Linked DNA regions of Mus musculus: region 1 is linked to region 2. The links are chromatin loops, found by intact Hi-C in ENCODE. Cell type or tissue: left cerebral cortex. All regions are shown on one strand. Each heading gives the region's core, and the rest is flanking DNA. Links, peaks and the distances in the headings are about the cores only. Region 1 overlaps Nubp1 (nucleotide binding protein 1). Region 2 holds the start of Rmi2 (RecQ mediated genome instability 2).

The links. Peaks named below come from ENCODE experiments on the same cell type or tissue, not always from the same donor. Only the 100,000 strongest peaks of a DNase experiment are listed, where the experiment ranks them.
Region 1: a loop joins it to region 2, with 5 times the contacts of the local background. A loop is called at or near these places in 2 of 42 quality-filtered maps.

What each region holds. Positions count from the first base shown.
Region 1 is chr16:10,422,729-10,431,303 of GRCm38, forward strand. Nubp1 (nucleotide binding protein 1) reads left to right here. Exons shown (of 11, transcript NM_011955.2): 10 at 94-177; 11 at 513-1,700. The coding sequence ends at 571. Tvp23a (trans-golgi network vesicle protein 23A) reads right to left here. Exons shown (of 7, transcript NM_001013778.2): 2 at 5,931-6,075; 3 at 4,655-4,744; 4 at 4,273-4,401; 5 at 3,032-3,160; 6 at 1,471-1,530; 7 at 1-157. The coding sequence ends at 1,471. Among named protein-coding and RNA genes, the nearest start is that of Nubp1, 15 kb to the left of the region's middle. In left cerebral cortex, for the core only: no CTCF peak of the experiment used is centred there; no DNase peak of the experiment used is centred there.
Region 2 is chr16:10,831,232-10,839,737 of GRCm38, forward strand. Rmi2 (RecQ mediated genome instability 2) reads left to right here and starts at 3,828. Exons shown (of 2, transcript NM_001162932.1): 1 at 3,828-4,159. The coding sequence starts at 3,859. It also overlaps the pseudogene Gm17913. In left cerebral cortex, for the core only: no CTCF peak of the experiment used is centred there; DNase peaks (open chromatin) are centred at 3,809 and 4,123; H3K4me3 peaks cover 1,020 bases.

The DNA.
Region 1 (8,575 bases), core at 230-8,229, 410 kb before region 2:
TGTCCTTGAATGGGGAGCCGCAGGCAGCCATACAGCAGCAGGCACAAAAGAGCAAGGCTTTTACAAGGGTCTCCTTTCCTCTGTCTCTTTAAGGCAAGAGCTGTGACAAAGGCCAGTCTTTTTTTGTCGAAGCTCCAGATTCACCAGCCACAGCAGCCTACAGAAGTATAATTCAGAGTAAGTACTTGAAACATCGCCTGCAGGGAGGCACCTAGAGGAGCGAAGTGTGCAGAACTGTAGGGTTAACCTGCCAGCTTCAGCTGGGGACAGCAGGGGTGCTGAGACCCCATGACCAGCATAGCTCCCCTGTCCAGGAGACTCTGAGACTAGCCTCCCGTGTGTCAGCACTATGAGCTACTTCTTAGTTTGAGAAACGGGGCAGGTGACGTTCATAGCATGGGAAATACTTGCCATTAAGGCCAATAAAACCGACTGGAATCCTAACTGGTAAGCCAAAGCAAGCCATGGGCAAAGGTGTTGGGTGAAAACTCACCTCTCAACTTGCCTTTTAGGGATCCGAGACTTTTGTAATTCTCATCAGTCACATGCTGAGACCCTCATCAGTCCCTGAAGTGGAACAGGACCGAGTGCCACCTGCTAACCCCAGAGTTGGCAGGCCACGTGTCCAGACACCTGGGCAATGGGGGACAGGTGGTACCATAGCCACCAGATGCTGACAGGATTTGAAGTCACTCATTAAGACACTGTAATCACCTATCTGCCTATTTCCTCGAGATCAAAGGTACGGGCGCTCTGCATCCAGGTGCCATTCATCAGAAAATAAAAATGTCTCCTTGAACCTATCCCTTAGGGCCTGCTTCCTGGAATCCAAGGGACTAGGAACTCTCTGAGTCACAGGACTCCCAGGAACTGTTTCTGCCTCATGTGATAAGCCTAGGGAGACACAGAGGGGGGATGACACTGCCTGTGCCCACACTGGGGTCTCCAGCTCTGGGAGGTCTCCAGTCATGCTGGGATCGGTGTGGGTGCTTTGGCTGGGGGCCATCAGAGCCCCTGGCAAAGCCTGTAAGTCACCCATGAGGTGACGGTGCCTTCAAGACATCCGGTATTGCCCAGGGTCCCAGGCAAACCATCACCTGGCACGTCTGAGGCACAGATGTAATTGTCCTCGTGATCCGGGACTAAGACGTAGAACTGAGAGCTGCTGAGGGAATTCATTCCAGATTTCCACTGTACTGTGGTGTGACACTGGAATATGGGCAGCCCCCTCCCCTATCCTCTCCTTCCCCTGTACACGTAAACTCTTGGAGTGTACTGGGGTCCCTGTAGGGCAGATGTGACCTTTCCAAAGCTCGATGGGTCCCGAGCAGGCCCTAAATATCGGGGTTCTAGCTTGGACTTGTTCTGGGTCAACTTGGAGGACTGGGAAAGGCCACCTAGGCCTGGAGCACAGGTCAGGAGCTGCTTTCCCACAGGTGCTCAGGCCTCTGGCCTGCACGTGCTGCTCACCTAGTGCCGGTGGATGTCCAGCCCTTCCAGCCTGGGCTTCTCGAAGTCACCTGGGAAGTCCTGCAAGGCAAGAGAAGCCATGACTGTCCCAACAAAGAGCAGACTCACTGGGGAGACCCACAGCCACAAGTAGCCAAAAAGAATCCTCCATCCCTCATTTCTGACAACTTGACAATTGGCAATTATTAAGACAATTATCCAAGAAATATTTCCTAGCTTCAAAACAAAAACAAGGCTTTGTCATTCTTTCCTCAATTCTGTGGTGTGTGTGTTCGTCCATGTGCATGTATGTGCAGGCATGTGCATCCCATGATGTACCTGTGGGGGACAGAGGACAACTTTGGGGGCCTTATTTCTCTCTTTCCACCTTGTTTTTGAGGCAGGATCTCTCATCTGTCTCTGTACTGTATACTCCAAGCTTGTTGGCCCAAGAACTTCTCTATCTGCCTTCCCATCCAGAATGCTGGGATTAGAGATGCTTGCCCCACACCTGGCTTGTGTGCATTCTTGGGATAGAATTCAGGTTGTCAGGTTTACACATCCAGTGCTTTTACACACTGAGCCCTCTCCCTGGCCAGTTGTAGGTTTTGCTTTAATTACTTGATTTTATGTGTATGTTGCCTGCATGAATGTATATGTGTAGTGTGTGATGACTGTGGAAGTCAGAAGAGGGTGTCGGAATCCTCTGGAACTGGAGTTACAGATAGGTGGCTGAGCTGCTGTATGGGTGCTGGGAAACCGATCTGGGTCCTCTGCGGGAGCAGCAAGGTTTCATAATTTTAGCCCCAGTCTTAAATATCACTTAAAACTAAACAGTAGTCACAAAATGTCAGACACTTTGTTGATAGGAGCTGTCAATTTGTTACAGACAGAATGGTGGGTGCCATGGGGCTAGGGACAAATAGGGAGCTAGTGTCTAAAGGACTGTGCTCGGGCTGGAGAGATGGCTCAGTGGTTAAGAGCACTGACTGCTCTTCCAGAGGTCCTGAGTTCAATTCCTAGGAACCACATGGTGGCTCATAACCATCTATAATGGAATCTGATGACCTCTTCTGGTGTGTCTAAAAACAGCTGTGGTGTACTCATATACTTAAAATAAATAAATACATCTAAAAAGAAAAAAAAAAAAAAGGACTGTGCTCTTGTTGGGAATGAGAAGGTTCTGGGGCATCTGTGAAAGGCTGTCCCTAGAACTAATTGACCTGGTGTGTGTGTGTGTGTGTGTGTGTGTGTGTGTGTGTGTGTGTGTGTTTTAACTTGTTTGTTTAACTAAAACAGGGTCTCACTAAGTAGCCCTCCCTGGGCTGGGCTGGAACTCATTATGTAGACCAGGCTGGCCTTAACATCAGAGATCTACCTGCCCCTGCCTCCAGAGTACTGATATCAAAGGTGTATACCGTCAGGCCCAACAAGAACTATACAACAGAAATAGTCAACATGGTGGATTTTACATACATACACAGTAAAAAGCAATAGGAAGACTGTTAAAAACTGCAACTGCATGCAGGTGCCCTTCTCTGTCACCTAGAAGGAAGGTTCTGGGAAGGAACTCATCACTCACCGTCTGAAACACTGTCTGGGACAGAAAGCTGGCTGCAACTGTGCGCATATCACCGTCGCCTCCCATCTTACAGAGGATGTAGCCGTAGAGGTTCGCAGCTTGGAGGGAAATGCCAGCAATCACAAGAGCCTGCATTGGGCAAAGCAGAGGGAAGCCTGCTGAGGGTGCACACCCACAGAGAAGGGCTGGTATGGCTACTCTGTCAACAGGAACACCTAAGCAACCAAAAGGCTGTGGCCACCATGGTTCAGTAAAGGAGACTAGCAGAGAAACAGAACCTGCCCAAAGTCATGGAGCTGGTGCTGGTGAGAGGCAGAAACCAAAGGAGCCCGTTTGCTGTCACAGTGTTGCTACTACTGTGCCCTGTATTCTGTGTCCTCATTGAATGGACAGCTCTCCCAAAGAAAATGGGCACTGTCAGCCTTCCTTCCAAGAGAGGCTGGCGGCTAACAACAGATAGCGCACATTTTAATCAAAACTCCTTCCTGGAGGCTGAAGATGCAGCTCAGCGGGAGTACTTAGCTAGCCTGCACAAACACAAGGTCCTTGGGGGTCCCTCCCCAGCACTTCAGAAACAATACATCATTTCATATCAGCATTATTCATTCTTAGCCACTAAGGAATGAAACAGAACGTGCTGTATATGCATGCCATGGAATATTATTTAACCCTTCAAAGAAAGTGTAGTTTGGGTGGCCCTGACCATGTGCTAAGTGAAAGAAGCCACCTAGGAAAGAACGAATACTGTGTGATTCCATTTATGTAACATCCTGGAACAGGCAAGTCTACCTAGGAAGGTGAGTTTCAGGAGCCAGGGAAATGGCATAAAGCACAATGCCTACAGGACAGATTTTCTTTGTGGTGGTGAAAATAATTTTTAAATGGACTGGAGAATTCTTCCAGCAGCTAGGAGAACTTGCTGTTCTCACAGAGGACCTGAGTGTGGTGCCCAACACTTCTGTCAGCAGCTGCCAGCTGCAGGGGAGCACAGGCTCTCTCTGCCCTCTGGGGGTACCTGTACTTGCTGCACATATCACACACACACACTCACATAGTTGTAATAAAATCTGGGATTTTTTTAATCCTGACATTGTGATATAACTCCACAAGATTGACAGAAGCCACAGAATATAACCCTTATATGGTGAATGTACCATGGGGCTATTTCCATCAAGCTGCTAGAGTGACCACTTCTAGCCCCTGGTTTGTCAGAGCAGCAGGAGGGTCAGGGAGCATCTTACCAGCCACTTCAGCTTCAAGGAGAACAAGGTACTGAAGAAGAACACAATCCAGATCACTGGGCAGATGATGAGACCAAGCCAGAAGATGCGTGCCTCTGCCTCAGTGGCAGCCATGTGGTTTGCAGAGACCTGTTGGGGACAGCCAGTATAGCTTTTGTTCATTTGTTTCTCTGTATAATATCCCTGGCTGTCCTGAAACTGGCTTTGTAGACCAGGCAGGCCTCGAACTCACAGAGCTCCACCAGTCTGCCTCCCAAGTGCCAAGATTAAAGGTGTGCATTACCACCACCCAACTGGCACACACACACACAACTTGGGAACCTGTGTAAACTTCACACAGCCTTTCCTCAGTTCTTATAGGTTTTATTGTTGCAAAGCGTACCTTTCTGGCTTCAAATATCCAGTGGCTTTTCCCATCCTCGTCTATCTGGTTCCACCATCGAAGACCCACCATGAGTCTTCCAGTTACATTCTGAGGAAAGTGAGCAAAAGGGCTGTGAGCACACAAGGCACAAAATGGCTGACTGTTTCTGTGATGGTCTTCCCATGCAGCCCAGGATAGGCTTGAACTCTCAAGCCTCCCACTTCGGCCTCTTGAGTGGTGAGTATTAGTTTCGTGCAGTGCACACAACTAATGTTGGTTGTAAACTCCCACAGAAAGCATTAAGACAAGGGTGTTAAGCTGTAGGATGGCAGTTGATCCCCACGACCACATGGAGAGAGAATTGACTTCTGCAACTCGTCCTCAGACCACAAGTGCATTCCAGCACAGGCGTGCATGCACACACAAGAAAGAAAGGGGTGAAAGGATGTTGAACTGTAGTTTCTTGAGTGAACTCTCTAAGCTTCTTATCTTCTAAGCTTACTTTTTTTGTTTTGCTTTGTTGTTGGTTTTTTTTTTTTTTTTTTTTTTTTTTGAGACAGAGTCTCACTTGGTTGGCCTGGAAGTTGCTATGTAGACCAGTCTGCTCTCAAACTCAGAGATCCATCTGCCTCTGCCCACCTACTCCCTTCCCCCTACCCTGAGTGCTGGTTTACCATGCCAGGCCCTACTTACTTTGAAATGTGAGATTCTAGCCAGGTATGGTGGTGCATGCCTTGAATCCCAGTCCTCAGGAGGCAAAGGCAGACAGATCTCTGTGAGTCAGAGTTCAACCAGGGTTACCTAGTGAGAAACTATCTCAAAAGCCAAAGACTGCTTCAAAATAAAACACACATTCGCATTATATGTCTATATATGTCCATATAGATCATGAAACTCGTACAAAGTCCAAAGCCATATGGGTTCATCACTCCCATGGTGCACCTGCACCTATGATAATGACCCTGGAAGCCACTTACTGAAGCACCTTTGCCCTCTAATTGTAAGTGACACGGGCCCAGTAATCCGTAACATTTTGTTTGGAGGGGAGTGTTCACGTGCCATAGCACACTTTTGGGAGGGTTGGCGCTCTCCTTACACAGAGTGGATTCCAAGGCTCTTGCTCTGGTCTAAGCTTGACAGCAGCCCCCCTTACCCCCTGAGCCATATTGTCCACCCCCCAGTGTTCTTTAACAGGTAGCAACAATGTAAACCAAAGCACCCCTGAATCCCACATGCACAGAGGACATCACCACCTGGGAGCAAAGGCTAAAAGTCCCTAGAGAGGAAGCCTTACCTTCACAGACCAGAAGTCAAAGGACAGGAGGAGGAGCACGGTGACAAAGCAGCCCACAAAGCTCTTGCTGAACCAGTCACAGCACACATAGGTGACGATGGCACTCACTCGGAAGAACAGGTGGAAGAAGGTAGCCAGGGGGTGCCTAGGGAGAACCTGGAACTCAAACCCAAGAACAGGGGGTACCTAGGGAGAACCTGGAACTCAGACTCAAGAACAGTGGGTGCCTAGGGAGAACCTGGAACTCAGACCCAAGAACAGGGGTACCTAGGGAGAACCTGGAACTCAAACCCAAGAACAGGGGGTACCTAGGGAGAACCTGGAACTCAGACTCAAGAACAGTGGGTGCCTAGGGAGAACCTGGAACTCAAACCCAAGAACAGGGGTACCTAGGGAGAACCTGGAACTCAGACTCAAGAACAGTGGGTGCCTAGGGAGAACCTGGAACTCAGGCCCAAGAACAAGTCATTAAACTCACTTGGGCATTCTTCCCTGGCTCAGGCAACAGTACTGTGCACATATACTAGCACTCCTCAAAGTGACAGTCTCCTGCATCCCAGGCTGGCCTCAAATGTAACGTGTAGCCAGTGATGGCCTTGAAACATGTGCTTCTCCTCCCTCCACATGTTAGATTACAGGTATGTACTACACTTGGTCTACATGGCACTGGGGGATCGAACTCAGAGCTCCCTACACCTGATCTATATCCCAGCCCTGAAACATGTTACGACATTTGTTATTTTCTCCCTCGAAGAACCCAGGACTTTCCCCTAATCTAAACATCAAACATCAAACATCACTTGCCCTCTTTGAAACAAGGCCACTTCTGAAGTGAAGTGAGACCAGGATTTCTTGTCTTCCCCCCAGTGGTGACAATCAGTTCCCTAAAGGTAAAGTTTGGGTCATTCCATAAGCACAGATGCAGCTCACAGGGTAGAGCTCTCAGCCCACAGGACGAGGCATAAGGCTCACTCCCAGAGAGTGGAAATAATGATGCCATGAATGGGGATCCAGCTCATGCTGGCTGCTTGGCCATGAGTGGTAACTAGATGCTGGAGTTCCCTAAGAAGACAGTTACTGAGCATTGTGCCTTCAGATGCCAGCCTACCTAAGAAGAGCCTGAGGCACAGGGAGCCCCCAGCCTGCAGCAGTTCCATCTTAACGAATAAGACTGTTAAAAAGCCCCACCAAGCCATTAGAACAGATAGCAGTGGCCACAGGGGACAAATGGATGGCAGTGGGTGACACTGAGAGGACCTGGCTTCTTGGAGGCCAAGAGCACTTGCTGCTCCTCCAAAGGCCCGGAGTGCTTTTCCCAGCACCCATGTCTGGGAGTTCACACCACCTGTAGCTCCAGCTACCAGGGGTGGGAGGTGGGGTAATCTAATACCTTTTTCTGACCTTCAAGGGCACTGAACTCACATACGTGCATTTGCACAAGTGCACTCTGTCTTTCTCCCACTCACACACCTACCCACCACCCAAATAATGTATCTTTTGAAAATGGTAGGGAGAAGGGGGTGATGAAAAAGGTTACCGCAGATCTGCAGGAAGGGCTGCTCACCCTAGGAATGCAGCCCGTGCAAACAGAAGGTCCCTGTAATATCGAGTCCCGCCTAGCTCACAGTGAGATGTGCAATGAGGCTCAGAGTCAGAGTCACATCACCTGTGCCTCATGTTCTGCAGGAGGAGAGGCCGTTGCTTAGGAACACGTATTTGCCAGAACACTGTCCTCTGCTCTTCAGGTGAGGGCTTATTCTGTTCCCAGGTGTCCCTACCATTTCAAGTTAGACATGATCACATGTCACTTTAAAACGTCCTAGAATGTTCCAGAAGAAAAGTCTCACAGTCTTTTACCTTGAACCTTGTTAGTGATTTTTTTCCAGCTAACTGTATCAACAGAGTTTTGCTCTTTACCCAGGTAATACCAGAGATAAACTCATCCTTGGGCATTCTTCCTGGAAGAAAAGTCACATCCAAGATATTTGAAAGAGAGCTGGAAAGATGTCTCAGTGAAGAACTTCCCATGCAAGCGTAAGTACTGGAATTTAAATTCCCAGACATACACAGAAAGGATGGATGTGGTGGCCTGCTTCTAATCCCAGCTCGCAAAAGGCTGAGGCAGGATCCCCTGGTCAATCTAGCTAACCAGATCAGCCATAATGGCCAGCCCTGAGTTCAGAAAATGGAAGGTGATTGAGGAAGACATCAGCCTTAGTCCTCTACACGTACACATGCACACACACAAACCTCACACACTTCCCCCCACACACAGTCATGCAAAAAATGTTTAAGGTTTATATATTTGCTGTGTTAAATGCTATGATTGCGTCTATTAAGATCATTAGGAGGGGGTTGCAGGGATGGCATAGTGGTTAAATGCACAGGCTGCTTTTCTGATTCCCAGTGCTTCCGCGGCGTCTCACAAACCTCTCCTGTTCCGGGGGATTCAGTGCCCCTCCAGCTCTGTCAGAGCACAGCGCTGTAGGATCAGCTCTTTCCTTCCACCGTGGGCTCTGGGGTTAAAACTTGGGTTGTCAGGCTTATGCTCTGACTCCTGAGTCCTTTTGCCCACCCTACTTCCGTAATTCTTAGTGGGAGTGTCTCGATGATGATGATGGTGATGGTGGTGGTGGTGCTGGTGC
Region 2 (8,506 bases), core at 507-8,506:
CTTACAAGGAAAACATTTAATTGGGGCTGGCTTACAGATTCAGGAGTTTAGACCATTATCATCAAAGCAAGACACATATATGGTGGTGTACAGACAGACACGGTACTGGAGAAGGAGCTGAGAACTCCTCCTTGATCTGCAGGTAGCAGGTACCACTACACTGGGCATGGCTTGAGCATAGGAGACCTCAAAGCCTACCTCCACAGTGACACACTTTCCCAACAAGGCCACACCTACTCCAACAAGGCCATACTTCCTAATAGTGGCACTCCCTATGGGCCAAGCATTCAAACACGAGTCTATGGTGGCTATATCTGTAAATGGATTTTTATTAAACTCTATGAGTTAGTGATATGACTCAGTCAAACCTCCCCTCTCCCAATAACTAAGGCAGAATCCTATGGATTTTTTAACCAGCTCTTGCACAATTACTGGGGGATTACCCCTAATCTCTATTTCTATTAACTAGACTGTTAATTCCCAGCTGTGCTCCCCAAATATTTGCTGTTTGAACCTTGCCTGGGTTACTTCTGTTGCAGCAAACTGTCCTGGGGGTGGGGTGGGGGACATTTCACTTAGGCACATGCTCCTGGGCCATCATGTCTAACGGAGACCTTCTGTCTTCTCTGTCTTCCTTCCCCTATTCCTCTTTCTTTTTCATGGTCTCTACCTGCGACCCACAGCCAGGTAACTGAAAATCAGCCTACCTCTGTTGTCCCCAGTAATTGGCTGTAGCCACCTTTATTTAGCCAATAGTTTAAAATTGGGGAGCAAGGTTTACATAGCATCACTTGGTGTATGTGAGGATCTGCTGGTGGGGGTGGCAGCTACCAGATCTTGGGGGGGGGGAGTATTTAGCATTTGAATATGAAGCAGCACCAGCTAACACATACCAAGTCAAACTACCACAAAGACTATTTACATATCAAAAATATGTACTTGTATATTTAAAAATCTGTAAGTTATTGCATCCAGAAGTCAACAATCGATAATCTTGAATATGGTTTTCAGTGACTTCCCGTTCCAGATTTTCCTCTTCCAAGTTCTCCTCCCTGTACTTTGCTTTCATGAATGATAAAGGTGATGGAGAGGTGTGTGTATGTGTGTGTGTGGGGGGGTGCAGCTATTAATTAAAAATTTTCTTCCTTCAGCTTTTAAATTACTGAATAAAAATGAAGACATGGCCACTCCTAGGTGTAATTAAGAAGGTTTAATTGTAGATATGAGGGAAAGAACAGCCAGAGGCATCTGGAAGAGTCCAGACTAAACGTGGTCAGCAGAGTACACCCGGTCAAGGGAGGTGGGGGGAGTGAAAGAGAAAGTGAAAAGGCGGAGGTGGCTATAGACTAATAAACCAAGAGGGCTAGGAACCAAAATGGCAGGATTTTATAGCGATGTAAGCTGGGGGACGGGAAGCGCCCCCCCCCCCCCCCCCCCCCCCCCCCCCCCCCCGCATCTGGGCAGCAGAGGTTTAGGGGAGGGGAGGGGCAAGGAACACTGGGAGGAGCCACAGGTTTCTACTGGCTAGCATCTGCTTTGATAAGTTAATAGTACCTTGGTTTGCCTCTGGTCCTGGGTTTCTTTGGGACCTAGCATGTATTTGTTATTAAAATGATGAAGGTGGGGGATGGGTAGTCAGGCAGTGGTGGCACACACCTTCATCTGAGGACAGTCTGGTCTATTGAGTGAGCCAGGGCTATTAGAGAAAGCCTGTCCCAAGACACAAAAAACGAACCTAAACAAACAAAACAAAAAAACGAAGGAAGGGGCTGGCTCTTTGTTCCAGAGGACCCAGGTTCAATTCCCAGCACCCACAAGGCAGCTTACAACTGTCTTTAACTCCAGGATCTGGCACCCTTGCACAGACATACATGCAGGCAACAAAACTATACAAGGGAGAGAATTTTAATAGCATAAATTTCCTATTATGTAATTAGTTGTGCCTGTTGATAGGACTGTGATATTTTGATACCTATGAACTTTGTATAATGATCACACAAAGTAATTGGTAGGCCACCTCGTACATTTATCATTTCCTGATCAGCTGTAATCAATCACAAACATGGGTTTTTAGTTCAGTGTTCAGTATTGCTGATCTCAGAATACTACACTGTGTAAGAAGACTTAGTGATAGCCGGGCAGTGGTGGCGCACGCCTTTAATCCCAGCACTTGTGAGGCAGAGGCAGGCGGATTTCTGAGTTCAAGGCCAGCCTGGTCTACAGAGTGAGTTCCAGGACAGCCAGGGCTACACAGAGAAACCCTGTCTCGGAGAAGGAAAAAAAAAGAAGAAGAAGACTTAGTGATAAATTAGTCACTCAAAGGTGGCAAGTTTTGTTTGTTTGTTTGTGTTTTTAAAGATATTTTGCATTTATTTACTGTGTGTGTGTAGTGGGAAGAGTTAGGATTCAGACTTGGGACAAACAGCTGAGGTGCATTTTTTACAAACCAAAGTGGACTTCATCTCCAGGTTCTCCCATCCTTCCAGCATCCCTTAGTTCCTACCTTGCACCTTGTATACCCACCTGTCTCTCTCTCCCTCTCTGCATTCTCTCTCTCTCCCTCTCTGCATTCTCTCTCTCTCCCTCTCTGCATTCTCTCTCTCTCCCTCTCTGCATTCTCTCTCTCTCTCTCTCCCAGCACATGCACACTCTTTCTCTACCCCCTCCCCTCTGTCTTCCTCCCCATGTCGACTTCCCTGGCCTCCTTCCTTGGGACCAGAGAACCGACCCAAGAGCGGCTTCCCCATAAGCCTGCCTTTGCGTACTTCGATTTGGCTTGAATTGACTCATTTCACCAGCAGAGAATAACTTACCAGGATGCACGTGTGCCGCAGCGCACTTGTGGAAGTCAGAGAACAATTTATGGGAGTTAATTCTCACATGGGTTTTGGGAATGGAACTCTGATCTGATATCAGATTTGGTGGCAAGTGATTTTGCCTGGTGAGCATTCTTGCTAGGTAAACACTCTCCTATAGAGCAATATCCCGAACTGAAAGAGGAAATTGTTTAATTTACTTGTTATGGTGTTTCCAGGAAGGGCTCTTGTATACCAGGTTGGACTCCAATTCACTCTGTGGCTAAAGATGACCTTGAACTCATCTTCCAGCCCTGGTGAGTGCTAGAGTTAAATAGGTGTGAACCACCAAAATTTGTTTTGATACTTTTTTAATCGTTAAATTCAAATAAGTGTATTTATTTTCTTTTTAAAGATTTCCCCTGATAAAACTCTTATAATTTCAGGAATACTGTGTGTGTGTGTGTGTGTGTGTGTGTGTGTGTGTGTGTAGTCTGGGCACAAGACCAATTTCTAAAGATGCTTGATATCTTAACCAAAGTTACCAGCGCAGCGCATATTCAGCGTCATCTCTGAGGTATTAAAAGAGTACAACCAATCCATTCATAAATTTGTGTTTGGGGCCATGCTTAAACTATTCCTCTGGAACTCTCTCTCCTGTGTGTAGATGTGATTTCGTATCAAAAAGGTCCAAGGGATCTACTTGCATCTCGGCTTTTCGTGTGGTAATGTTTTGCTAAGGGTGCACATTTTATTTCGGCTCTTAAAATTAATCGATCATCTACAACTACTGTTGAGTGCGTCTTATTTTTTAGTAAACTGGAACGGAGACATATGGCTTAAATCGTTGCTCTTCCTTAGGAGAGGAAATTCCGTATCTCCCTGCATTTGTTAGCGTATCTATTTTCTATTTAATTCAGTTGAATCTTTCAGCTTCTGGCGGTTACGCGGCTGTCCCGCCCCCATCCATTGGCTGCCTCGGGCAGGCGCGCTCTTGATTGGCTGCCGCTCGCCAAACCCCCGCCGTCCGTCAGAGTTGGCGGGAAAGCGGTGGTGGCGCAGCATGGCGGCTGCGGCGTCCGAGTCGCTGTCCTCCGGTGGCCCCGGGGCCGTGCGGCTGCCGCGCTTGCCGCCACTCAAGGTACTGGCAGGACAGCTGCGGCGGCACGCAGAGGGTGGCCCGGGCGCGTGGCGGCTGTCGCGGGCGGCGGTGGGCCGCGCTCCGCTGGAGCTGGTGGCCGTGTGGATGCAGGGTACCGTGCTGGCGGCGGAAGGCGGCCAGGCCCGGCTGCGCGACTCGAGCGGAGCCTTCTCTGTGCGCGGCCTGGAGCGCGTACCACGCGGCCGGCCCTGCCTCCTCCCAGGTAACGTGGGCGGGACCGGCTCTGCAGGTCCTCCCCGGGGCGGGGCGGGGCGGGGCGGTCCCACCTCCAGGCTCTAGCCCTCCTTCCTGGCCCAGCCCCTGTCAAGTGACTCCCCACCCATCCTCTTGGATGACAGCAACACCTATCCCCGCTTTCTAAGATGTAGGTTCCAGCCGGGCCTGGAGGTACACATCTTCCATCCCAATACTAGGAGTCTGAGGCAGGAGGATGGCAAAGTTCAAAGCCTGACTGAGCTACGAAGTGAGTTTAAGGCCAACGTAAGGCAACTCAGTGAGAGCCTGTCTCAGAACAAAAAGTAAAGAGGGCCTGGGGTGGGAGCACTTCCTAACATTGATGAGTCCTTGGGTTTAACCCAGACAGCGAGAATAGTAAACAAGTACATCTACTAAAACGCCTGTAGGTTCCCGAGGCTATCCCACCTTCCCAGTTTTGAGCCTTGCAATTCTGTGTCACAGTTCTATCCCTGTAGATGTTTTTCTCATTTTTCCCCGTATGTTTTGAAAATAATTTCTCAGGAAATGTCTGCTTGTCTTTTTCTCTGTGTGTGTGTGTGTGTGTGTGTGTGTGTGTGTGTGTGTGTGTTTTTAAGGCAGTGTCTAGCCTAGACTGACCTAAAATTCATTGTGTAGCTTGGACACCCGGGCTTCCTGCTTCCATCTCCTGAGTGCTAGGATTCTAGGCATATGCTGCTCCATCTGGTTCATACGCTGCTGGGAATCAAACTGGGGGCTTTGTGCATGCTACGCAAGCAATCCCAGCCCTAAGTCTGTACTCATATTTTTGTTTGTTTGTTTGTTTGTTTGTTTTTTCGAGACAGGGTTTCTCTGTATAGCCCTGGCTGTCCTGGAACTCACTTTGTAGACCAGGCTGACCTCGAACTCAGAAATCCACCTACCTCTGTCTCCCTAGTACTGGGATTAAAGGCATGTGCCACCACGCCCAGCAGGTTTTCTGAGTCTTAAGAGTTGTTTCTAATACCCTCTAAGGAGATGCTGATATTGCAGGGTTTGAGGCTGCCCTTTGAGCTACTGCAGTTCTTGCACTGTGGTTCTGATAGCTTGACTCTAGCATCTGGTCCAATGCCTGGCACTTGTGTGTTCTGAGAAGCAGATGTTCTGAGACCGGCATCAGGTACCTGGAGCCTCATCTCATTAGGAAACACATATCATACACAGGGCCTCGTGAACTGCGTGGTTGCACCTGTGACCCAGATAGACAAGGCCTGCCTATACTTGACTCTGAAGCTTCAACACAGGCTCCAGGAGACTTCTAAAGGAAGCCTACAGATTCAGCAGGCCTGCCTTTCCATGGCTTCCTTCTCTGTAAAAATCAGCCCTGCCTCTCTAAAGAATGCTTCCTGCTCAGAAAGTCTTGAATTCTGTCTAGAGGCAGAGTCAGGGTCTCTGACCTAGGCTATTTTTTTTTTTTTTTCCAAGACAGAGTTTCTCTGTGTAACCCTGGATGTCCTGGGTTTACACTCTGTAAACCAGGCTGGCCTCGAACTCAGAAATCTGCCTGCCTCTGCCTCCCCAGTGCTGGGATTAAAGGCGTGCGCCATTATATCTGGCCTATGTTTTACATTTTGACATGTCTACAAAAAAATCCTGATGTATGAAATGTATATGCAGTTTGAAATCAGCATCTACAAAGTGAAGTTTTATTGGCCTGAAATGCATTTGTAATTTGCAAAAGGTTAGGGTCACCATCTCACTGTACTGACATGGCTTAGCAGTTGTGACAGCAATCATTCCTATGACCCCAAAAAAGCCTGAGTTCTGTAATCTGCTCCCTTACAGAGAAAGTTGACTGCCCTTGGCCTTAACTTTGACTTTGCTTAAATTCCATGTTGTTTGGTGTCCCAGCCCAGGCAATGTCCCTTGAAAGCAGCTTTGAACAGTGTCTCAAGCCTAGTTCCAACACTGGAATAAGCCTGCCATCTAGCAGATGTCCCTGTGTTGGACTGAAGCTATTGGCCTCACCCTCTAGCCTGTATGCCCAGGGCCAGGGCCAGGGCCTGTGCTGTTTCTTCTTGCTCATGAATCATCTCGGGAGCAGCCAGGGATGTCCACAAGGCACCGTTGTAGACGTGAACCCAGGGTGCATGTGCACAGAGTGATGACAGCACTTTTTCTTGAGTGTTGCTCATGGTGCCTGCCTCAGTGTTAGTCAGGTAGAAAGCAAAAGCCTACTATGTGCTGCCACTGCTGGCCTCAGGAGACCTGGACCTCAAACCACAGAGCATAAAGAGGCTTTTTCATTCATCTAGCTTGATGGTTCATCTGGTATTTATTTGGGGACAGTAGATACAGAAATAGGCACAGGAGAAGGATACATGTTCAAGGCTCAAGGAGGTCAGGGAAGGCTTCCTGGAGGAGACAGCCCTGAAGGCTGTCTTGTAGTTGTCTGTAGGAACTAACTCTCTTGGGCTGCTGGGACTCAGAATGTCAGAACTCTTGACATCCTGTGTCTGTGTATAGTGGTGGATTGTCTAGCTCCTTGAACAGCATGGGCAAAGGCCAGGAGGTGGGGAACAGAGCACCATGGGCAGTATTGAAAGGCTGAGTTTGGGAAGGACCTGCCCACACTGAGTGATCTTGATGGCTGCTGGCCTGCTGCTGCCCTGCCCCTGCCCTGTCTCTAGGGCATCCGGCAGTTCCTCTCCAGGCTCTGAAGATACAGGTGAAGTTGGTGACTCTGCCCTCTAGGTCTCATTCTGCAGAGGGCTCAGTGTTGCTTAGGCTGTGCTGCTAGGGGGGAGGCTCTTAGGCAGAAGGAGCTGCTGCCACTGGTTGGGAGGAGACAGTCAGGCCAGAGCAGTCCCTATAGGAGTGGGTGAAGGCTTGATCTCAGGCAGGGTCCTGTGGGGAAGGAGAAATGGAGAGCACCACAGACAGCTGCCTGGAGGGGAATACAGGTGGGAGGGCTCAGTGTGTCGGCAAGAAGTGTCTCCTGCCTCCAAGCTCCATAGAGCAGTTCTGTTAGCCTCCTCATCTGGTCTTCAGCCCTGTAACTCTAAGGGTTTTGTCTTCACCAGTTGGGGCCACATCCAGAGGACAGCCAATATGGGACCTGGAGTTAGATCCAGAGATCCCCATGTGAACCCTGGACTCCTTTCAGTTGACGCTCTGGACTTGTGTGCAAGCTCATTCGTGCTGGTGGAATGAGCTGGGCATGTAGGGCACTGGCTGCATGCCTTTCCTGCTATGACAAGGGACTTTCTACACAATTGCATTTTGTGTGGTTTATGACTAGCCAAGTTGCGCTTTCAAGGAGAGGCACTTCCCCTGGGGAATGGGAAGTTGTGGTTAATAATTTGTCAGACTATCCTAGTGGCAGTCTATTCTTCTGTTGATTTCCTTGTGTGCCCAGTGTTGCTTGGGATAAAGTTTGAGGTGGCAGGGACTGGAACAACAGCACAGTGTGTTGTGGGTGGTGAGTGGGGGGGGGGGGGGTTTGGCAGCGAGGAGGGAAAATTGGATTTACATTTTCGCCTGTCAGGAAGTGACTTTGCAGGAGTGCCTGACTTGTGAACAGAGACCAGTCTCTTACTCTTGTGTTGAGCAATGAACGGGGCTGAGAGCAAGCTTGGGTTTTCTGCCCCTGCCTGGGGCTCTGCGACTAATTATAACTCAATGGGATCCTGAATTGCTTGCGTTCCTGGAGCCTGCCTATTGTGTTTGGCATATGAAAAGCAGATGCCAACAAGTTATGGCATCACCCTCCAGGTTAACCGCTAATCTCATTGTTGATGTATGCATCTGTTTTGATCCCTGACTGCTTTTGTTTTGGTGTCTACTGTCAGGATTATGTTAATGCGTGCATGGTCTTGTGGGGGGTGAGCTCACACATGCCTGTGTATTAGAGGCCAGAAGTCACATCAAGTGATTGGTCTCTATTCCCCACCCCCCCTCCCCGAGATAGGGTTTCTCTTTATAGCTTTGGCTGTCCTGGAGCTCACTTTGTAGACCAGGCTGGCCTCGAACTCAGAAATCCGCCTGCCTCTGCCTCCTGAGTGCTGGGATTAAAGGCGTGTGCCACCACGCCCGGCCTCTATTTTTTTGAAACAGGGTCTTTCACTGAAGCAGGAGCTCAGTGGCTGGGCTAGGATGCTTGGGCATAGAGCCCCAAGGATCGGCCTGTCTTCCTTTCGTTAACACTGATCACATACATATGCATGCCACCCTGCCATGCTTTTTCTGCATGGATGCTGGGCCTCTGAACTCAGGTCCACAAGCTTTGGCAAGCCTTTTACCAACCAGGCCTGAGCTTTGCCTACAAGCTTCATCTCCCTAGCCCTAGACAAGGTTTCTGTCTCGACCTTCCTTC